2 separate regions of the Homo sapiens genome follow, and region 1 is linked to region 2. A link is a loop called in an ENCODE intact Hi-C map of the cell type or tissue named here. Cell type or tissue: endothelial cell of umbilical vein. All regions are shown on one strand. Each heading gives the region's core, and the rest is flanking DNA. Links, peaks and the distances in the headings are about the cores only. Region 1 overlaps TINAG (tubulointerstitial nephritis antigen). Region 2 overlaps MLIP (muscular LMNA interacting protein).

The links. Peaks named below come from ENCODE experiments on the same cell type or tissue, not always from the same donor. Only the 100,000 strongest peaks of a DNase experiment are listed, where the experiment ranks them.
Region 1: it touches region 2 in a loop (7-fold over the local background); 1 of 110 quality-filtered maps calls a loop at or near these places.

Annotation. Positions count from the first base shown.
Region 1 is chr6:54,328,717-54,340,717 of GRCh38, reverse strand. All of the region lies in intron 4 of TINAG (tubulointerstitial nephritis antigen), which reads right to left. Among named protein-coding and RNA genes, the nearest start is that of TINAG, 26 kb to the right of the region's middle. In endothelial cell of umbilical vein, for the core only: no CTCF peak of the experiment used is centred there; a DNase peak (open chromatin) is centred at 4,707; H3K27ac peaks cover 2,500 bases.
Region 2 is chr6:54,230,865-54,242,865 of GRCh38, reverse strand. MLIP (muscular LMNA interacting protein) reads right to left here. Exons shown (of 14, transcript NM_001281747.2): 12 at 11,949-12,001. Among named protein-coding and RNA genes, the nearest start is that of TINAG, 72 kb to the left of the region's middle. In endothelial cell of umbilical vein, for the core only: no CTCF peak of the experiment used is centred there; a DNase peak (open chromatin) is centred at 4,285; H3K27ac peaks cover 198 bases.

The DNA.
Region 1 (12,001 bases), core at 3,515-6,014, 97 kb before region 2:
TCAATTTATGAAGATCATCTGTTGGATTTTCAAGATTTTTACCATTTATTTATTACTGCTTTTACTAAAAATGAGCTCCTAGGATTTGAGGAGCAGCAGGCACATATTTTTTATCTGCCTCATGATATCAGCTAATCTGATATTATAAAACCACAGAAAATTTTATATTTCATTATTTCACAATTACTGTATTCCTCTGTAAAGTAAATTGTTTAGAGTTTATAAATAAAGGTAAGCATCACAGAATAATGGCTGTTAGGAATTGGTAATAGAAGTTTGGCTTTAATGAATGATACATTTGTTTTTAATTTTTTTTTTTTTTGCTTAATAAAACAAAAGAATCAAGAAGATCAGCTGATAGTGACAGAAATTCCAAAATGACACTGGCTTGAGTAGATAGAAATTCATTTTTAAGAAAGACTTACAGGATTTCATATAGATATGCTTAATTCTTTTCATTGTAATGTTGAAAAATATTTTAATCAGGATCTAACCATATTTCCAAATCAGTATTAGCCAAATTTGATGTTCAATGTGAACAGTCTCCCTGTTTCAGTATTTTCATTTAAAAATTAGAAATTAAAGATATTGTTGGCAAATATGGGAATTAAATACAACAATAAACACTGGAGAATTGTATAACATTTGCATTTAATTAAATTAAAATCTCTAAAAGAGTGGTGGAAATGTAATCATAGCATAGCTTGAGATAAATTGATCAATTTTCTCAGGAACCTCAGAATAAATTCTAGACATTCTTACAATTGAGTCTGTATCCACACAATATCCTCTATGTGCATCAGCCCTATATTTTCAGTTGTATTTCCCCCCACCCATTTAAGCTTGGATGCTTATAGTGACCTGAGAACCAAATGAAGCAACAGAGAATGAAATTCTGTTATGACCTTTACAATCTAAGGTCAGTGGCCATGAATACCAAGAAATTTTGGAACTATTTGATACTGGGGATGAAAAGGCTAATTTTCTAGTTGCTAATGGCTAAATGAATTTCTCATCTTCAACAATATTTGTCTTTGTGCCTTACCTTTAAAAGAGGTATCCTTTGATAAGTCTCTAGTTTTTTATAATAGAGTAATCTTTTAATGACTTCTTAAAAAGATCAATATGTAATGTAATTGCCCACTTCCCAGCCCCTCCATGCACCCCCCTCAACCCGCCTACCCAGGCTGCTATCACTAAGTTGTACCCTGTGGAATGTAAAGTAGCTTCTGAGATCTTTCCTTAAGAGACAGCTGGCACTTGACTTTTACTCCTTTGTCTTGATCTTTCGTATTTTTCTGTTGGCAGAAATGTAGGCATTGCAGACAGACATAGAGCAGTCCTGTTGAACCATTATATGACCTTGGAAATAAAGGTGCTGGGCAATGGAAGGACAAGAAGAATGAAGTGTGGGTATCCAGCACCACAGAGTACAATTCCAGCACAGGGCTACCCACTTCCAGATTTACTGGTGAGAAATCAGTTTCTATCTTATTTAAGCAACCGTCATTTTAAATTTTTGTCACTTTCAGCTGAGCCTAATCATAACTAAAACAGCACACACAATTGCCATTAAAGTTGCTAGGGCAATGTCATATTTCATTGAACCCAAGGCATCAACAAATGTAAGAAAGCATCTCAATTTCAGAGGTGTTAATGGGTGAAAAAAATATGCATCTGAAAATGGATGAACTGTGATATTTCCTTAAATGAGTTCCTTAGAACACTAGTTCTGAGGAATTTTAATAGGTAATTACAAAAGGAGGTAATAAAATAGTTCTGAGAAACACCGGTTTTGAAAATTAGATTTTTGTCTTCACTGCAGTGTTTTTTACAAACTGCTAATGTATGTGAGCTCTAAAACATGGTAATAATGTTCATGGTGTTAAATGTTCAGGATTTGGTCCAGTGCAAAATATTTTATTTCATTTACATCATATCATTTTTATTGTGAAGCAGATCAATGAACTAGTCTTTTTTTTTTTTTTTTTTTTTTTTGAGACAGAGTCTTGCTCTGTCGCCTGGGAGTGCAGTGGCGGGATCTAGGCTCACTGCAACCTCCGCCTCCCAGTTTCAAATGATTCTCCTGCCTCAGCCTCCCGAGTAGCTGGGACTACAGACACGTGCCACCACACCCGGCTAATTTTTCTTCGTATTTTTAGTACAAACGGGGTTTCACCGTGTTAGCTAGGATGGTCTTGATCTCCTGACCTTGTGATCCGCCCACCTCGGCCTCCCAAAGTGCTGAGATTACAGGTGTGAGCCACACCTCCCGGCCAAACTAGTGTTTTATGGAACATACTTTAGGTCAAGACAGACCCAGCCATGGAGAGGCCAGAGAATAGGTGCCTGTACTATGAACACACAAAATGACTTTAGAAGTCTACTTTTTAACAGCCTAAAATACTTCTTCATAGAGAAGAAAATAATAAATTTTTACATTTATTTTTGAAGATTTGTCCTGCAGTTATCAATTAGGTTCCACTGTGTTGTTCAAGCCATAGTCAATTTTACCACAGTGTTATACATCAGACTGTGACTAGTGCAGAAATACCACATTGAAATCTGAAAATTGATTTGAGAGATAAGACATTCATTCTGCTAAAAGTGTAGGTGAATAAGGAGTGAGGCCAGGCGTATATTTTCTAAGTTTACCGAAGGGTGTGAGGTTCCATTCTGAGAGAGACAGAAGTAGTAAAAAGAAAGAAACACAAGTTTGACACTCTTTGAATTTTAAAATTCTTAATTCAGTGACAGCAAGAACGACTATCATACTACTCTGTCCTCGGCTTTTCCCTACATGGATGAAAAAATTCTGAGATGAGCTGAAGGAAACATATACAAACACAGTCTCCACCGTAACATCTGGCCCTGCCTCTCTTCCCCTCTTCTACCGCACCATCAGCCCTTCCTGTATTCCAGAAGCCTGATGCCATTTGCCTTATGTTCATGTGTGTGGGAGCTAAACACGAATTTTATGGAGAAAATGGTCGTTATTGCTCAATATTATAAAAAGTATATAACTGTGTTTTTCCCTTTTATACTGAACGTTTTGGTTTCCACAGAGGCTTCTGTTTATAAGGGTGACATATGGTATTGCAATCAGGTAGGAGATGTTTGTTCAGACAGGGTTATTCCTAGTCAAATCAAAAATCTCAAATCCCAGCCTGGCACAATGGCTCACACCTGTAATCCCAGCATTTTGGGAGGCCGAAGCGGGCGGATCACCTGAGGGCAGGAGTTCGAGACCAGCCTGGCCAACATGGCAAAACCCTGTCTCTACTAAAAATACGAAGATTAGCCGGGCTTGGTGGCAGATGCCTGTAATCCCAGCTACTCAGGAGGCTGAGGCAGGGAGAATTGGTTGAACTCAGGAGGCAGAGGTTGCAGGAAGCAGAGATAGCAGCACTGCACTCCAGTGTGGGCAACAGAGCAAGACTCTGTCTCAAAAAAAAAAAAAAAAAAAAAAAATTCAAATCCCATGAACAGTAGAAACTAAACTTGGAAAATTACTTTAAGATTTTCAAAGATATTTCTTATGCCTCAGTACTTGGCTGTCATTGAAATATATTTCTGAAAGGAAAAAAAAATCCTCATATTATTACATGTTATCTAGAGAATAATAAAGTATCCAGATGATTAAAAAAATTTTCCATTTCTCACCTCAAAAATCATTGGCTTTAAAAGATTTTTTATTATAAAATAAATAAAGTATTATTTTACTTTAACTTCCAACATACTATAGAAAGTATAACATTTTTTTCTTTGTTAGTTAATGCCAATACCTTAATATATATTGGATGACCGAGAAAGGATGCTGTTCTGGTTAGCTATGAGATTGACTCAAACAATTTTAGATTATTTTACTTACCGCAATCTGATATTAAATAATATAGTACACCAACAGGTTTTAAATGCCATACTAGCCTTCTTAATATTTTAATTGTTTCCAAATAGTTCCACCTTAGACATAATACTAACCTGTAATAGCTTTAGTAACCTAATTAGTCTCCTTGGGAAACAAATAAAAATAATTTCAAAATTGCTAAAGAAACAAATTTTAATGGAGCCAAGCATACAAATGAACTCTTAATTTTCACATTTCTATGTGAAAATAGTATTTTTTCAAAATATTTTTAATATTTATAAGATATAACACAGTGAAGCTTCTTGGTGCTATCTCCCAAATTCACAAGCACTTGAACATTATGTCTGGAAGAACAATCAGGTACAAAGTTGATTTGATTTGATATAAGAGCATCATAGAACTCTCAGTTCACCAGAAATATATAAACTCTATCAGAGTCAATAAATCCAGGCCTACACCTTTCTTTATAAAAGAAAATGCTGCAAATAATGAAGGTTTTAATAACTTAGTCCTTACCACATTAACTTGCCTCAAAACCCTGCTATTCTCCCAAGGTCAATACAAGGGAGAAAGAACACCTTTATATATTACATAATAACATTTATTTAAACTTTACTATAATCTAAGTACTGTGCTAAGCATTTCTCATCAAGTATTTCATGGGACTTATGCAACCCTATGAGCTAGATACTACCACCATTGTCATTTTGTGCAGAAGGAGACTGAGGTAATAAGTGAAGGAGCCAGTAGACATGTTACGGGAATAATGACTTAAGCTAAAGGAATGAAGCCAGGAAACCAGCCAGGGAAGGAAAGAGCTTCCCCAGGAATTCAGGATGACTCATGGCTTATCTTTCCCATCCAGGGAAAATAATTTCCCGAATCTAAACTCTTACCCAAGCAATATGGCCAAGGAGATGTTTATGGAAGGAGGTGCATGGAAATTTTCAGCATGCTTGAAATCATACCACTGTTGGCTACTGCCCACCCTGGCTGTATGTATAGTCTATCATGCATTGAAAATGATTTTTTAAAAGTTGGGGAAAAGTGTGTTTGCAGGGCGGTGAGGGGAGTGCACCACTAATCGAGAAGAATTCCCACAAAAAGAAATTCGTTGTCACTGTAGTTGGAGGCAGTTTGATATCACATATTGGGTTTTTCTATGTAGTCAACAGACTAAGAACTAGCTATAAAACTAACTGGTAGCTATAGCTTTCCAAAGCTTCCAGTTCAACTCAGTTCTTTCTTACTTCATGTTCTTCCTAGAAACACTTGCTGTTATTTCTGATTCTATTCTGCCTGACCACATATTAAAACCTCTCTAACACTCAGAAATTTAGTCCTAACTACCATGCCCTAGAAATAAGATGCATTTCCTTGACTTACATCGTAAGTGTAATAGAACTCTTACTGGTTCAGCTGAATTTTTCTTATTGCTTTCCTGGAATTACTTGGCAATTCCAGGTGTTGTAACTTATTACAATAATTCAAAGCACTAGGTAATTTAAATTCTTCCCAACTCATCATTAAGAGTTTTAATTTAAATATCACCAGAGTGACTTTTATGCAAACAAATCCCCAGGAGCCAGTAAATGATTTTGAATTAAATTTCCTTTTCTTTGCTATGGTGAGTGGAAACTTGGGAAAGAAATGTAAATCATTTTCTCTAGAACATAAAATATTCCAAGCTGCAGAAATTTGTTTATAAAGGATATGTTAGAAATAATTTTCAGGAAATATATAGAGACACATAAGTGAGTGTGTGGCCCACCGTGGCCCTCAATAAAAGCAAGTGAAAGAGCAAACCTTATAAAGGTCTGTCCTCTTTTCTTAAATAATGCTGCCCACTATTTTTTCTCACTGGGTAAGAACAAAAATGAGAAATAAAACAGAAAAAAAAAACTCTTTTTCTGTTGATCATACAGTTAGGTCACTCAAAACCATAAAGATTTAAATCTTATGATTGTAGGGGAGACCCTAAAGTATATCAAAGCTGAACATTTCAGAAAGTTAGCTTTGGTTGAGAGATTAAAAGTCTTTTTACTACTTTGAACCTGAATTGGCCAACGCTATATTGGAATTCTACTAACTGGAGTAAGTAGACTTAGTAGAGTTCCAATTAGCATTGGCCAATTCAGGAACTCTACTAAGGGGAAATAATTTTTTAGATGGCCTGTCTATGAATATAAATAATTCTGTGGTGGCTTTTAACCTCTCTCAATCTTGGCTTGACTTAACTTCTCAACCTCAATTTGCCTGTCTTTAAAATGTGAGTAATGATAGGATCCACTACATCATGCTGCTGGGAAAATTAAATGAGATCATGTACGAAACTGTAAGTGCTTTAATACACAACTACTTCATAAACATCTGTTATTATCTTCTCTGATACTAGTTATAATTTAGAAGGCCCTGCTACTGGAATTTGAATTGGAACAATAACTCAGGTGATTACATCACTCAAAAGCAAAGTACATTAAACATTTGAAGAGAAACCTGTGCATTTACAACTCATCCAACAGGAAACAATAATCTTGCCTGCTAAAGATGCTGAGAGCTTCTAGGCAGCTGAGACTGGATGTCTTCATTGGAGAGTGGAGAGGCTACACTCCAGCAGCCTGGAAGCACCACTCTGCCCCGGGCATTCATAACAGGCCTTGAATACAATCAATATCTCAACTGGAAAGTCTATGTGCCTGGAGAACACCACACATTGGGTGGTAACACGGCAGATTTGTGAGTAACAGGTTTGTAATAACAAGAGAGGTAGAAACTTCTTTGTGCAAGATACCTAGTAGCAGATGATAACACCTCTTAAAAATGAAAGGGAAAAACCAATATGATAGTTCAAAGCATAAGAATGCTAGAAAACTGGAGGTAATTTTACAAAGGAGTTTGCCAGGTCATCAGGCAAAATTTGAAGATATGCTTTTAACAGAAATCTTGAGGATTTTTGAGGATCAACCTTTACTAATCATCAAGGCATATATGTCTGAAGATACTAACATTTATTTTATTCTAATATGATAATGAATATTCCTATAGACAGGACAAAATAACTGTGTTTAGGTAAAAAAGAAAAATTGAAACAATGACTTGCTGAAGTACTGGCACACTGAATAACCAGTAATCCGAAATTTGTATTTCTGTGAAGTCATTATCAATGTAAATAAACACTCAATTATTCTTTTTCTGGATTATCAATTTTATTTTATTTTATTTTTTTTTTTTTTATTATACTTCAAGTTCTGGGATACATGTGTAGAACGTGCAGGTTTGTTACAAAGGTATACATGTGCCATGGTGGTTTGCTGCACCCATCAATCCATCATCTACATTAGATATTTCTCCTAACGCTATCCCTCCCCTAGCCCCCAATCCCCCGACAGGCCCCAGTGCATGATGTTCCCCTCCCTGTGCTCGTATGTCCTTATTGTTCAACTCCCACTTATGAGTGAGAACATGCAGTGTTTGGTTTTCTGTTCCTGTCTTAGTTTGCTGAGAATGATGGTTTCCAGCTTCATCCATGTCCCTGCAAAAGATATAAACTCATCCTTTTTATGGCTGCATAGTATTCCATGGTATATATTTGCCACATTTTCTTTATCCAGTCCATTATTGATGGGCATTTGGGTTGGTTCCAAGTCTTTGCTATTGTGAATGGTGCTGCAATAAACATATGTGTACATGTGTCTTTATAGTAGAATGATTTATAAACCTTTAGGTATATACCCAGTAATGAGATTGCTGAATCAAATGGTATTTCTAGTTCTAGATCTTTGAGGAACTGCCCCACTGCCTCCCACAATGGTTGAGCTAATTTACACTCCCATCACCAGTAAAAAAAGCATTCCTATTTCTCCACATCCTCTCCAGCATCTGTTGTTTCCTGACTTTTTAATGATTGCCATTCTAACTGGCATGAGATGGTATCTCACTGTGGTTTTGATTTGCATTTCTCTGATGACCAGTGATGATGAGCTTTTCTTCATATGTTTGTTGGCTGCATAAATGTCTTCTTTTGAGAAGTGTCTGTTCATGTCCTTTGCCCACTTTTTGATGGGGTTGTTTGTTTTTCTTGTTAATTTGTTTAAGTTCCTAGTAGATTCTGGATATTAGTCCTTTGTCAGATGGATAGACTGCAAAAATTTTCTCCCATTCTGTAGGTTGCCTGTTCACTCTGATGATAGTTTCTTTTGCTGTGCAGAAGCTCCTTAGTTTAATTAGATCCCATTTGTCTATTTTGGCTTTTGTTGCCATTGCTTTTGGTGTTTTATTCATGAAGTCTTTGCCCGTGCCTATGTCCTGAATGGTATTGCCTAGGTTTTCTGCTAGGGTTTTTATGGTTTTAGGTCTTATGTTCAAGTCTTTAATTCATCTTGAGTTAATTTTTGTATAAGGTGTAAGTAAGGGGTCCAGTTTCAGTTTTCTGCATATGGCTAGCCAGTTTTCCCAGCACCATTTATTAAATAGGGAATCCTTTCCCTATTGTTTGTTTTTGTCAGGTTTGTCAAAGATCAGATGGTTGTAAATGTGTGGTGTTATTTCGGAGGCCTCTGTTCTGTTCCATTTGTCTGTATATATGTTTTAGTACAAGTACCATGCTGTTTTAGTTACAGTAGCCTTGTAGTATAGTTTGAAGTCAGGTAGCATGATGCCTCCATCTTTGTTCTTTTGGCTTAGGATTGTCTTGGCTATATGGGATCTCTTTTCATTCCATATAAAATTTAAAGTAGTATTTTCTAATTCTGTGAAGAAAGTCCATGGTAGCTTGATGGGAATAGCATGGAATCTATAAATAACTTTAGGCAGTATGGTCATTTTCACAATGTTGATTCTTCCTATCCATGAGCATATGAGCATGGAATGTTTTTGCATTTGTTTATGTCTTCTCTTATTTTCTTGAGCAGTGGTTTGTAGTTCTCCTTGAAGAGATCCTTCACATCCCTTGTAGGTTGTATTCTGAGGTATCTTATTCTCTTTGTAGCAAATTGTGAATGAGAGTTCACTCATGATTTGGCTCTCTGTTTATCTATTATTGGTGTATAGGAATGCTTGTGGTTTTTTCACATTGATTTACATCCTAAGACTTTGCTGAAGTTGCTTATCAGCTTAAGGAGATTTGGGGCTGAAACAATGCGGTTTTCTAAATATGCAATCATGTCATCTGCAAACAGAGACAATTTGACTTCCTCTCTTCCTTTATGAATACACTTTATTTCGTTCTCTTGCCTGATTGCCCTGGCCAGAACTTCCAATACTATGTTGAATAAAAGTGGTGAGAGAGGGCATCCTTGTCTTGGGCCAGTTTTCGAAGGGAAAAGCTTCCAGCTTTTGCCCATTCAGTATGATATTGGCTGTGGGTTTGTCATAGATAATTCTTACTATTTTGAAATATGTTTCATCAATACCTAGTTTATTGAGTGTTTTTAGCATGAAGGGGTGTTGAGTTTTATCGAAGGTCTTTTCTGCATCTATTGAGATAATCATGTGGTTTTTGTTATTGGTTCTGTTTATGTGATGGATTACATTTATAGATTTGGATATGTTGAAGCAGCCTTGCATCCCAGGGATGAAGCCGACTTCGTCATGGTGGATAAGCTTTTTAATGTGCTGCTGGATTCAGTTTGCCAGTATTTTATTGAGAATTTTCACATCGATGTTCATCAGGGATATTGCCCTGAAATTTTTGTTTTTTGTCGTGTCTCTGCCAGGTTTTGGTATCAAGATGATGCTGGCCTCATAAAATGAGTTAGGGAGGAGTCACTCTTTTTCTATTGTTTAGAATAGTTGCAGAAGAAATGGTACCAGCTCCTCTTTGTACCTCTGGAATAATTTGGCTATGAATTCGTCTGGTCCTAGACTTTTTTGGTTGGTAGGCTATTAACTACTGCCTCAATTTCAGAACTTGTTACTGGTCTTTGTGCAGGGATTCAAATTCTTCCTGGTTTAGTCCTGGGAGGGTGTATGTGCCCAGGAATTCATCCATTTCTTCTAGATTTTCTAGTTTATTTGCATAGAGGTGTTTATAGTATTCTCTGATGGTAGTTTGTATTTCTGTGGTATCAGTGATGTTATCCCCTTTACCATTTTTTATTGTGTCTATTTGGTTCTTCTCTCTTTTCTTCTTTATTAATCTGGCTAGCGGTCTATCTGTTTTGTTAATCTTTTCAAAAAACCAGCTCCTGCATTCATTGATGTTTTGAAGGGTTTTTCATGTCTCTATCTCCTTCATTTCTGCTCTGATCTTAGTTATTTCTCGTCTTCTGCTAGCTTTTGAATTTGTTTGCTCTTGCTTCTCTAGTTCTTTTAACTGTGATATTAGGGTGTCTGTTTTAGATCTTTCTCATTTTATCCAGTGGACATTACATGCTATAAATTTCCCTCTAAACACTGTTTTAGCTGTGTCCCAGAGATTCTGGTACGTTGTGTCTTTGTTCTCATTTGTTTCAAAGAACTTATTTATTTCTGACTTAATTTTGTTATTTACCCAGTAGTCATTCAGGAATCGGTTGTTCAGTTTCCATGTAGTTGTGCAGTTTGGAGTGAGTTTCTTATTCCTGAGTTCTAATCTGATAGACTGTTTGTTATGATTTCCATTCTTTTGCAAATGCTGAGGAGTGTTTTACTTCCAGTTATGTGTTCAATTTTAGAATAAATGTTATGTGGTGCTGAGAAGATTGTATATTCTGTTGATTTGGGGTGGAGAGTTCTGTAGATGTCTATTAAGTCCGCCCGGTCCACAACTGAGTTCAAGTCCTGAATCTCCTTGTTAATTTTTTGTCTTGTTGGTTTGTCTAATATTGACAGTGGGGTGTTAAAATCTTCAACTATTATTATTTGACAGTCTAAGTCTCGGTAGGTCTTTAAGAACTTGCTTTATGAATCTGGGTGCTCCTGTATTGGGTGCATACATATTCATGATAGTTAGTTCTTCTTGTTGCCTTGATCCCCTTACCATTATGTAATGCCCTTCTTGGTCTTTTTTGATCTTTCTTTGTTTAAATTCTGCTTTATTAGAGATCAGGATTGCAACCCCTGCTTTTTTTTCTTTCCATTTACTTGGTAAATATTCCTCCATCACTTTATTTTGAGCCTATGTGTATCTTTGCATGTGAGATGGGTCTCCTGAATACAGCACAATGATGGGTCTTGACTCTTTATCCAATTTGCCAGTCTGTGTCTTTTAATTGGGGGAATTTAGCCCATTTACATTTAAAGTTAATATTGTTGTGTGTGAATTTGATCTTGACATTATTATGCTAGCTGTTATTTTTCCCCTTAGTTGATGCAGTTTCTTCATAGTGTCAATGTCTTTAAATTTTGATATGTTTTTGCAGTGGCTGGTACCAGTTTTTCCTTTCTATATTTAGTGCTTTCTTTAGGAGCTCTTGTAAGGCAAGCCTGGTGGTGACTAAATCCCTGGGCATTTGCTTGTCTGTAAAGGATTTTATTTCTCTTTCACTTATGAAAGTTAGTTTGTCTGGATATGAAATTCTGAGCTGAAAATTCTTTTCTTTAAGAATGTTGAATATTGGCCCCCACTCTTTCCTGGCTTTTAGGGTTTCTGCAGAGACATCCACTTTTAGTCTGATGGGCTTCCCTTTGTGGATAATCTGATCTTTCTATCTGACTCTTCTTAACATTTTTTCCTTCATTTTAACCGTGGTGAATCTAGTGATTATGTGTCTCGGGCTTGCTCTTCTCGAGGAGTATCTTTGTGGTGTTCTCTGTATCTCCTGAATTTGAATGTTGGCCTGTCTTGGTAGGTTGGGGAAGTTTTCCTGGATAATATCCTGAAGTGTGTTTTCCAACTTGGTTCTATTCGCCCTGTCACCTTCAGGTACACCAACCAAAGGTGGGTTTGGTCTTTTCACATAGTCCCATATTTCTTGGATGCTTTGTTTGTTCCTTTTCATTCATTTTTCTTTAATCTTGCCTTCATGCTTTATTTCATTAAGTTGATCTTCAATCTCTCATATCCTTTCTTCTGCTTGATTGAATCAGCTATTGATACTTGTGTATGCTTCATGAAGTTCTTGTGTTGTGTTTTTTCAGCTCCATCAGGTCATTTATGTTCTTCTCTCAACTGGTTATTCTGGTTAGTAGTTCCTGTAACCTTTTATCAAGGTT
Region 2 (12,001 bases), core at 3,154-5,653:
GTTTTTAGTAAGAAATTAGTCAAGGTTTTGGTAACCTTGAACCAAATCACTTAATGTTCATTTTTCTAATTTTGAAGCTATGTACAATTGTAGACTGCTTATCTCAAAGAGCTGTTCCTTTATTCTTAACATATACTCATAAAAGATTTTTCACATCTTTAGATTTAAATATTTACAGCATATATTAGAAAAATAAATTGTTATTTCAAAGCCCTCTCAGCCTTTGAAGCAGTAGGGGAAGGTTAGAATTACTTCTGATTTTCCTTTCTCCAGATAAGTCATAATCTCTATTAACTCTTGTTGATTGATCTTTGTTAAAATATCAGAAGAAACCTCTGGCAAAAAATATTTCAGAGGAGCTACCAAAAAAAATCAACCCATGCTTGAATATATGACTATAATATTAATATTTTAGTTTTTATTGGATTTCTGCAGATTTACAAGGTCAATTCTCTGAGTAGCAATGCAATGATAATACCAATTTACATGCTCTCAATAACGTTACCAATATAAACGTTACACACGTACTAAATTTGAAAATAAATAAGTAGAAGAAGAAATGAACAAGGAAAGTCAACCTTCAATGTTTACAGGGTGAAATATCCAAGGAGTTTAAGAAAAGAATGCTCATGGCCTAAGAAGCAGGCTAAAGCCAGCTTGTGAAGGGGCCTCTCCCACCTACCCACTCTGGACATGAAAGTTTCTTTCCTTTCTCTGTCCTCCTATGTCATTCACACAACATCAGACCGCCATGAAAACTCACCAGAGGTTCCAGACTAGGTATGCCAACCCCTAATCCTCTATGATGGGGAAACAAAAGGAGTTAGCTCTCTATTGCTATTGTTTTTCATTTCTCCTATTTCCTATATGTGTATTTCTCATTCAGAATACATTTTGCTAGGTAGGCTCCCTCACTATTCTAATAGATGATTCTCCCTTGCCTTATTATAAGTGGAGTGATTCTTTACATAGAGAAGACAGAAATAACGCAAATAATTGAACTGAAAATACATCTATTTGCTCACTCTCATCCCCCTTTTTCATTTCAGACAAGTTATATTCCTTCTTTATTCTTAATCTACAATCTCAAGAGCAGCTGCTTAGAAAAAAGGCTAAGAAAAAAGATCAGTAAATATTGTGTTGACATATCATAAAGGTAAAATGTATTATAAGTAAATGCTTCATCTTTTTTAGCAAAAACATAGTTCTAATATAAATAATTGCTATAATTTAAAATATCTTTATGAAAAGGGCACTTTAATTTTTTAAAAAAGGAAATCATAAGAAAGTACATGTTGGTGGCTATGGTATTTTTTCAATGAGAAAGGACTTTTAATAGCTGAAGTAGCATACCAGAAAAAGTTATACACCTTCTGATTCAGTAAGTCTATGAATACTGAATGTGTAAACACTCAGGCCCAATTGTAAACATTACAAGCACATGGGGACAATTTTGATTAACAGCTAAACCCAATATTTCATAACTTATTCTAATAAAAAAATCCTAAGCTAATATACTAGATAGGTTACAGTATATACTATATTATAGTATATATACATACACTCTCTCCATATATATTTAATTTAACAGTTGTGTTTCCTTTTACTTACTAGGAGTTATATGAGGAAAAAATAATTATAATCTAGTACTTATAAACATGCCAATATAATTTTTCTTTTAAAGTTTTTCATAAGAAAGTTCATTTTCTTGCTGAATCATTAGAGAATTTAAAAGGCAAAAAAAAAGAAACGTCTGTTATTACAGGGGAAGCATAGTGTTTTCTATGAGGTAAAAACTTTGAGGTCGCCCGGTTCTTGGGATTTCTAAATTTTTTAAGTTGTAAGTAGGCTTAGGAATCTGCTTTTTTCTTTTGATTTTTTTTTATTTTTTGAGACGGAGTCTCACTCTGTCGCCAGGCTGGAGTGCAGTGGCGCGATTTGGGCTCACTGCAACCTCCACCTCCTGGGTTCAAGCGATTCTCCCGCCTCAGCCTCTCGAGTAGCTGGGACTACAGGTGCGTGCCACCACGCCCAGCTCATTTTTTCTATTTTTAGTAGAGATGGGGTTTCACCATGTTGGCCAGGATGGTCTGGAACTCCAGACCTCGTGATCCGCCTGCCTCAGCCTCCCAAAGTGCTGGGATTACAGGCGTGAGCCACGGTGCCCGGCCAGGAATCTGCACTTTTCTAAAGCTCCCCAGATAATTCTGAAGCAAACAGCCCAATCTGAGTCCTAAAGTTAGGGTTTTGAAACCGAACTAAATGTCCTACTATTACAGCTGAAGAGACAGAAACCCGCAGGAAGAGAGTGAAATGTGTGGCACAATAACATTTACGTAAATTATGTCATATGCACACAAAATAACACTGCAACTTTTGAAAGAAAATGCACAAACATACACATCACATAGTTTAGAATATTTCTCTGGGGGCAGAAAGGAAAGAAGAGTGACAAATGGGAATTAAAGGAAATACATATGTGAATAAATCAGAAAGCAATAGAAAAATAGGCCGTAATAAAAGTAAAAAGGTATTTAAGATGAGAGTAATGGCCTAGGAGTTATACTGATGGATTGTTTCTTCACTCCAGCACCAAAATTCTATTATAGTAGCTAGATGCTAAAAAATGTATAAAGCTGAATACTGAAGTTGGAATGTGACAGTTTTACTTTCATATATCACTTGATCCTGGTAACAATTCTATAATAGTGATTCTATTTCGTTGTTGTTGTTGTTTGTCACTTCACAGGTAAGAAAGTTAAAGCAAGAGTTTGAATTACTTTTTCAAGTATAGGCATACAACAATTCATTGATTCTGCAAAATAAATACAGCAACTGATGCCTCATTACAAATAGACTCTGCAGACGAATTTTAACTTGCATTTCACTATAAGTAGAGTGACTTTATGCTTACTGATTAAACAGGATACTTCTGATAAACAGAGGGGCACTAAAAATATTGAAATCATATAATTTTAAAAATATTTATTGACTGGAAGGGTTTATTATAGTGGTAGACATAAATATTTATTTTCAAAACACTTTATTTTATTTTATTTTATTTTTTATTTTTTATTTTTAGACAGAATCTTGCTCTGTCACCCAGACTGGAGTGCAGTAGTGCAATCCTGCCTCACTGCAACCTCCACCTCCTGGGTTCAAGTGATTCTCCTGCCTCAGCCTCCCTAGTAGCTGGGACTACAGGCATGTGTCACCATGCCCAGCTAATTTTTTTTTTTTTTGTATTTTTAGTAGAGATGGGGTTTCACCACGTTGGATGTTGGTCAGGCTGGTCTTGAACTCCTGACCTCAAATGATCGGCATACCTCAGCCTCCCAAAGTGCTAGGATTACAGGCATGAGCCACCACACCCAGCCTCAAAACTATTTAAAAAATAAAATTCTTCAAAAAATAGAACAAAACATTGTATACATATATAATGTTTCTATTCATATATGTGTATGTGTGTGTGTATATATATATTATATATATATATATTATATATATATGTTTAAATGGCCCAGACTGATCAGAACACATGATCATCTACATAGGAGTATACATTTTCCTGTCTATGTGAGAGATCTTAAAGGTCATGCCCTGACCTTGAGCAATGACAACAGCCTGGGGTCTGCGAGTGAGAGTGTTCAGGCTATGAGGGGTTCTGGGCAAGACGAATGGAGAGGTAGGAGATGAATAGTCTGCTCTGGCTATGAAGTGAAAGCTATAGTGGTAGAGATTTTTTAAGAGACTACTCCAGATATAAATACTGAAATATGCAAATGGAAAGGCTAGAGAAATCTAGAACTAGCCCTTGCATAAAAACTTACAATAGGATTTAACAGCAGTGGAAGAAAGGGGAGAATCCATAGTACATGTGAAGAAATCTGCCATACTTATTTACCTCTTTCATGAGACAGAAGCAGACTTGAAATAAAATAGTGTATGGTTACAAACAACACACAAAGATCATGCATTTTTAGAAAACTAAAAGTGAAATAAAATGGCTCCACTGTCACAAACTTGGCATGAAATAATTTTTTTTTAAATGAAAGAAAAAATATCCTCAAGGATGGCTGTGAATTTTCTCCTGGGGCTTTAAAGCTGTCTCTCTGCCTATAAAGATCCTATTTTTGCTTGTAAAACCTCTCAAGTTTTCACTGTAAATAGAGCCTTCTTGCTTAGGAAATCTCAGCCTTGCTTCTGCCAACAGATCAGAAAAGTCATCCTGACTGTGAAGGCTTAGTCCTCACTCCTCTAGTTTCTATTCACAGACTGGCCATGTGTTTCTCGTTTGTTTGCTGGTGCAAACTTGGCAGAGTAGAGACTCAAGGGAGAAAACAATAAGTGATAACTTCCTGTCTACATGGCTTGTAGTTATGCTAAATAAAAGGGAGAAAATGTAGTTGGAATAAGAAGAGAACAAAGTGCATAAAACTGAGTAATTAAGTGGGAATACTGAAAGTAGGCCAGAAGAATTGGAATTTTAGGGTGACTTAAAAAGAGAGGTTTACCTTGGAAATTATGAGAGTAGAAGATAGAAGAAATGAGAAGGGGTGAATGGAGGAAAGAAGAAAAGTTATGGACAGTGATAAGCTTAGATACTTTATGTGTGTGTTAGTTTTCTCACCTTAGGGCCAGGTAAGTAAGCTGAGACACATGTGCCACATACTTATGGTGCCTAGGAAGAATATTATTTTTCTAAATGAGCTGAATTTTTAAAAATAGAAAATGGACTCCAGTAGGCCTTAATCTAGACATAAACAGGTGTGTTGTACATGGTACTTTGCTACCTTCAAAGATAAAAAAATAATTTAAATGCATTGTAAAATGGGGGAAAAATGGACAAAATGACTATAGTAGATTAGATACAATTTTAAAATATTAACCCACACACACAGACACATCTTTCTTCTGTACCCTTTCTTGTTTCAGCAATATACATAGTCCAAAGCATAATATATCAAAAATAAAGAAAATATCCTGAAGACTTTTATTTTGTTTTTGTTTGCTTTTGTGACAGGGTCTCACTTTGTTGCACAGCCGAGAATGCAGTGACACAATCACGGTTCAGTGCAGCCTTGACTTCCTGGGCTCAAACAATCCTCCCACCTCAGCCTCCTGAGTAGCTGGGACCACAGGTGCACGAAACCATGCCCAGCTAATTTTTTTTTTTTTTTTTTTTTTAGAGACAGTCTCCCTATGTCGTCCAGGCTGGTCTCTGGCTCCTGGGCTTAAGCAATCCTCCCACCTTGGCTTCTCAAAGTGTTGGGATTACAGGCATGAGCCACCTTAAGTTTTAACAGCCAAAGTTTTGATCTGCAGGAGCCTGGACTTCAAAATTAGATCATAAACATAAAATTTCATGAATATATATGTATATATGTTTGTACAGATACATACAATATAAGTCATTGAGCCACATATACCTTCTCAGTCCTTAACGTTTAAGCAGCAACCATCCTCTGAACTTCAAACTACCTGTTTCTACTTTTCTTTGCCTCAGGGCTCTTTCTGGGGATTGATGCTGCCCCACCCCCTCTCCTCAACTAATGACTGCCAGAATTTCCCTCCTCCACCCCTCAGAAAGCAGGGCTCTGAGCTGTGTGTCCCTACAGCAGCTCCCAGAGTTCCCCAGCCATATGAAGCTCCAGTTCCCCACAGTGGTCATCTGCTTGCTCACACACCCTTTACCAGATGCCTCTCCTCCTTGTCTCAGTCCCCACTCCCCTAACAGGCATTTCCTGGAACCACCTCCCAAAATAACTACTCATAAGTGACGGTCTTCTCAGAGAAAACCAAACAAAGGTACAATCACCCTCATTATTGATTATTCACAGCAGTTATGTCCTTAAAGCCTCCATGAGCATGGAATTCGTGAATACTAAACCATTTCTCCTGGGGAAAACCTGGATTAGGTTATTGCAAGTCTCTGGTTACATTTTCATCAACCAATCAATAAATAACCTGTTTTATGGTTGTTTACTGTTTAAAGACACATATTTAATATATTATTAATTCATTAGCACCAAACTCATGGCCAACAGCACTATAACTCAAGCATAAGAGTAGCTTACCTAACATACTTATTTTCTCTTTTAAGACACATCATAGCCTTCTTGAGCATAGGAACATTAGAAAGCCCTTCAACACTATGCTTAGGGGCCATTTTAAACAGCAAAATTACCAACAAAACACACAGAGATGCAAACAAAAACATGATACCAGAGAGAATGCAAAAAGGACAATTTTTTTTTTTCTTTTAGACTGAGTTTCGCTCTTATTGCCCAGGCTGGAGTATAATGGAGTGATCTCGGCTCACTGCAACCTCCGCCTCCGGGGTTCAAGCAATTCTCCTGCCTCAGCCTCTTGAGTAGCTGGGATTACAGGTGTGCCACACCACACCTGGCTAATCTTTTGTATTTTTAGTAGAGACGTGGTTTCACCATGTTGGCCAGGCTGGTCTCCAACTCCTGACCTCAGGTGATCCAGCCGCCTTGGCCTCCCAAAGTGCTGGGATTACAGGCGTGAGCCACCGCACCTGGCTTTTAAAAAGGACAATTGTTTACAGCATGACAGCAAGAAAGCAGGGCATTGCCTTGTTCAACCTGAGCTGGGAACATAGAGGATTCGAATTTCTCCCTGTTCTGTGAATGTCCACAAATGACTAGAAGAGCAAACACAATGAGTGCTGATTTGGGGTTACAAATAAATTTTAGTGAGTAGATGAACTCACAAATACGGATGGTTTTGGAGTTCCCTATGGCAAAGGGGACATGAACAGAACAGAGAAAGATATGTAGGGCATCCAAGAGAATGGTTCTGAGATAGCTTCACAAAGTTCACCTTGCTCCCAGCAAGCAGGTAATAATGTTCTCCCATGTAAGCTGTAGGGGCACAAAAGTAACTGACCTACAGTTGATAAGGACATGCCATGCTAGTGAAGAAAAAAGGATGTAACCATGTATTATATGGCTCATGGTTATATAACAGAAAGGAATGAGAACACCACAAGAGAAGGTCAGATGCCCCCTGCCTCCACAACCCCACCCTACCTATGTTCCCAACACACTCCATCAGATCTGTGGAAACTGGATATAGCCTTCAATAAAAGAAATATCCTCAACTGAGTGACATTATTCTAAACAAACTGGTAAATCCATAAGTTGACTCAGATTTAGTCTTTACTTGAAATAGAAATAATCATAATAATTCAAGCATCTGGGGCTCCTAGTGAAAAAGTTAGGTAGTTGTAGAAATTGTTCATCATTAATAGATCTTTACTACCTTGCCTATACAGTGGGAAATAGCATATTATGTCACACCCTAGATAAACACCAAGACAAGCACAACAAATAAATACAAGATGACCTATAATATGCATGAGATGCCTTGGCACAGGAAAAGAGTATAGAAATTGAAAGGAGAAAACAAATCATTTTGAGTACTGATGCATGGAGAAATGTCACAAAAGAGGAGGGATAATTTAACTTGGACTTAAAGTACAAGAATGGTTTGTGTAAGCAAGGAGAACATAGAAGAGTATTTTATATGGGAAAATGCATGAACAAGTAGAACAGTAAGGAATTTCCAAGGTGTGCCTAGAGGAAAATAAGAAAATCAGTTTAAGTAAAGTAAAAGAATAATAATAAAGACTAGTGTGAGAAAATATAAGAACGCATTCAACTTGGTGAATGACTCAATATAAGGACAAAGCAGAAAAAGCATAAAGCATAACAGATGAATCAAGTTTTGAGTTTGGGGACTGAGAATTGTGATTTTCATCACAGAAGTAGAAAAGCCAGTGCAGAACTAGTTTGAGACAAAATGAATGATGAGTTTGAGGTGACAACATGACATCCTAGGGGAAATGATAAGCAAGCAGCTAAAGATACGAAACTGAATCTCAGTGGAGAAGCAGAATGGGAAGTGTAGATTTGAGACTTATCAGTACTAAGATAATCACTAAGGCCTGTGAGTGGGTAAATAGCTGAAGTGAGGCAATTAGAAAGAAGAGGTAGAGGAGCAAGAAGTGTCCACAAAGAAAGCAAAGAAGGAGCAGTCGGAAAGTTAGAATGTGCATATTATCCCAAGAGCAGAGTGAGGAGAGAAATGCAAGAGGAAATGATCAACTGTGTCAGGAAATTCAGCTGAATTTGCTGACAACCAGTTTACCCTTGACAGAGCAATTTCAGTAGAGTGGTAGAGGTGAAAGTCAGAATGCTTTCAAGAACGGGCTGAAGAGTGAGTTTGCAGAAAGGGGATGGAGATAGTGGCTATTGACCACTTTGAGAGAAAGAAAATTTTGAAACTGATAGATTTGCAGCATCATCAAGGAAAAGGATCAAGTGCTCCTTTTGTATTGTTTTATTTTGTTTTTTAGGCTTCTGCATACAAAGGGGAGGAATCCAATGGAGAAGAATGGACGATTTTGGAGAGCAGTAAGAATGACAATCCCAGAAAGCTTAGTGATAATAAGATCTAACTTTTATATGTTTTTCATTATCTTCAGGCACTTTTACGCATATTCGTAAATTTTATTTTCATAATACTCTAATAAGGTAGGTACTATTATTATTCTCATTTTAAAAATGAGTAAACGGAGGCATTCAGAGGCTAAATGACTTGCCCAATATCACCATCTAAAAAGGGTTGGGTCAAGAAATAACCTCAGACAAAGGAACTAGAGGCATCATCCTCTTAACCTGCTGGGCTATCTCACTTTTAAGGATAAAAGAATTTTTGCAATCTATCCTTCTGTCAAAGGGCTAATATCCAGAATCTACAAGGAACTTAAATAAATCTACAAGAAAAAAACAAACAACCCCATCAAAAAGTGGGCAAAGGATATGAACAGAAACTTCTCAAAAGAAGACATTTATGCAGCCAACAAACATATGAAGAAAAGCTCATCATCACTGGGCATTACAGAAATGCAAATCAAAATCACAATGAGATACGATCTCATGCCAGTTAGAATGGTGATCATTAAAAAGTCAGGAAACAACAGAGGCTGGAGAAGATCTGGAGAGAGAAGAAATCTTTTACACTGTTGGTGGGAGTGTAAATTAGTTCAACAATTGTGGAAGACAGTAAGGCTATTCCTCAAGAATCTAGAACCAGAAATACCATTTGATCCAGAAATACCATTTGATCCAGCAATCCCATTACTGGGTATATACCCAAAGAATTATAAATCATTCTACTATAAAGACACATGCACACATATGTTTATTGCAGCACTATTCACAATAGCAAAGACTTGGAACCAACCCAAATGCCCATCAATGATAGACTGGATAAAGAAAATGTGGCACATATACACCATGGAATACTATACAGTCATAAAAAGGGATGAGTTCATGTCTTCTGCAGGGACATGGATGAAGCTGGAAACCATCATTCTCAGCAAACTAACACAGGAACAGAAAAACAAACTCTGCATGTTCTCACTCATAAGTGGGAGTTGAACAATGAAAACACATGGACACAGAGAGGGGAACATCACACACTGGGGCCTGTTGGGGGGTGGGGGGCTAGGAGAGGGATAGCATTAGGAGAAATACCTAATGTAGATGACGGGTTGATGGGTGCAGCAAACAACCGTGGCACATGTACACCTATGTAACAAACCGGCATGTTCTGCACATGTATCCCAGAACTTAAAGTATAATTAAAACAAAAAAAAGAAAAGAAAGTAAAAGGAATGACTTCCTTCATGAGGCTGCAAGGCAGTGAAGAAGGCAGTTGTACTGTTTTATTCCAGGATGAAAAGAAAGTACCTGAGCATCCTTATAGGATATGATGCACCCAGTTATAAAGTTCCCTCTTGAAAGTAAAAAAGTAAGGGAGGGATTAAGGTGAAGATTTAGGACATGAGGAGTTTGATTAAAACTTAGAAGAGAAGAGTGCACACTGCAGACTCAGCAGAAGAAGAATACAACCTGTTGAACACCTATTGTAGCCCAGCTGAAGAGGGACTCTAAAGACTGGTAAGACAAGTTCAGCATGGTTCTCCAGAGGGAAGGATGGGAAGATTTGAGTTTGGAGATAGGCCAGTAGGCAAAGCTGTAAGGTCAGACTTGGGAATCATGTTAGCGTATTGAAGAAAAGTTAATTAAATAACAGATTATGTCTTGCAATTAAAGGCATTAAGTTATTTCAAGTAAAAAGAAAAAGTCCTGATAAATTAGTATGCTATTAACCCAATATCTAACAAACAATGTTTGTAAACATAGACATCAAATTGGTAATTCATGTACTTTAATAAGGCAATACAGATTCAAGACTAAGCAAGTGAACATTCCATTAAAAATGTTGTATTACTATCTTATTATTATTACTATTATTATTTTGGTTATGAATGGTTCTTTATTCAGTATCAACAAATCTCACACTCAGAAAGACAAAATCTATTATGAGGATTATGTGGACTGAAAATAGTTGTCTGATTTCACACAGCTTTTGTTCTTCTCAGCCTAACCAAACAAAGACTGACATATGGATGAAATATAGTCTATCCTTGCTGAACAGTTCCAGAAAACACTTTCAAAATATCAAAACAATGAGCTATATCATGTAACGGATATCTGTAAATTAAATCATAACCTTATCATATAGATGACAATTTATAAGAAAATGGTAATAGTATTATCAGAATTATTAACTCAAATAACTAAATGTATTTCATGGCTGTTGGCAAATATTAAATCAGAAAGAATTTCAAATAATATAAAATAATTTTTAAAATATTATATTTTCTCTCATATACTTATTTTCTAGACCAAGAATGGGACACAAACAAAGGTCAGAAAAATGTCATATTGAATGTTGCCCAAAAACATTTTTTGGCAAAAAACTGATATTTTAAAATTTGTTTAATCAAAATTGATCATTCAGTTGTCATAGAAGCTATTAAATATAAAAATCTAATTTTTCCTTATATAACAGTGTTATAGTTTTTGCTTTTAGATGACTGTTTGCATTTAGACAGGGTTTATTGACATTTTTTTCTTTAAAAATGCCTCAGGCTCCAAGAAGTATTATCCAACTACATTCTGGAAGATGATCTTGATTGATTTCTAAGTATAGAGATGTATTTAACTGGAGGTAGATACCTTGTAGAATAAATGCTTTTAAACAGGATTTTGAATTTCACAAAAAGATTTAATTAAAGTTTAACCAGTTAATTATTTTAGGAAATTTTCAGGGTCTGAGCATCTGTACTAGCCAGGATGCCCTTATCAGAAGAGCAAAGGGCACTTATATGTAAGCCCCATGTAGTTTAATTGCTTGTTCCTAGAAAACATTTATGATTCAATTCCAAAGCCAACTATAAATATTTTTTACTTGTTTTGTATCATACACACTCAGACAGACAGACACACGCACACACACGCACACACACACTTCAGGTACGAAACACTTCATTATTTTTTACACATCGCGTTACTATACACAGTGAAGCAGACAGGTACATTTTAAAGTAAAATGTGAATATTATTTTGCAGATACCCACAGTAATTCTAAGTCATTTTTTGCCCATTGACTCTAATTATAAGTGCCTCCTCAACCAGGCACTGTAATTTAAAGAAGCTTTTTAGGAACACTGAACTAAGACTAGAATATAAATTAATAATGGCATTTTGTGAGGTTTTGAAAAATGTCTTGGAATTTCCACCATGGAGTTAGAACATGAAACAGTGAAAAATACAAATCAGGGAATAACTTTGGAAAAATATATAAATGTTTATTATTTCCCAAGTTCAATTATTATCTGCTTATAAGGTAATGTGCTTTCACACAAATATTTAATATTCTTTATACATTTAGATATTTAATATTTAAATATTCCTAACACATGTTTCCTCCACATTTAAGTTTTAAAAGTCAAGCGTAATGAAGGTTCACAGAATAGAATAGTCCTCATTTTGGGGAGGAGTTCTCACCTTGTTGCATGCGTTGTGACTGAGGAGGGTGTGAGAATTCTCCTGTTCATCAC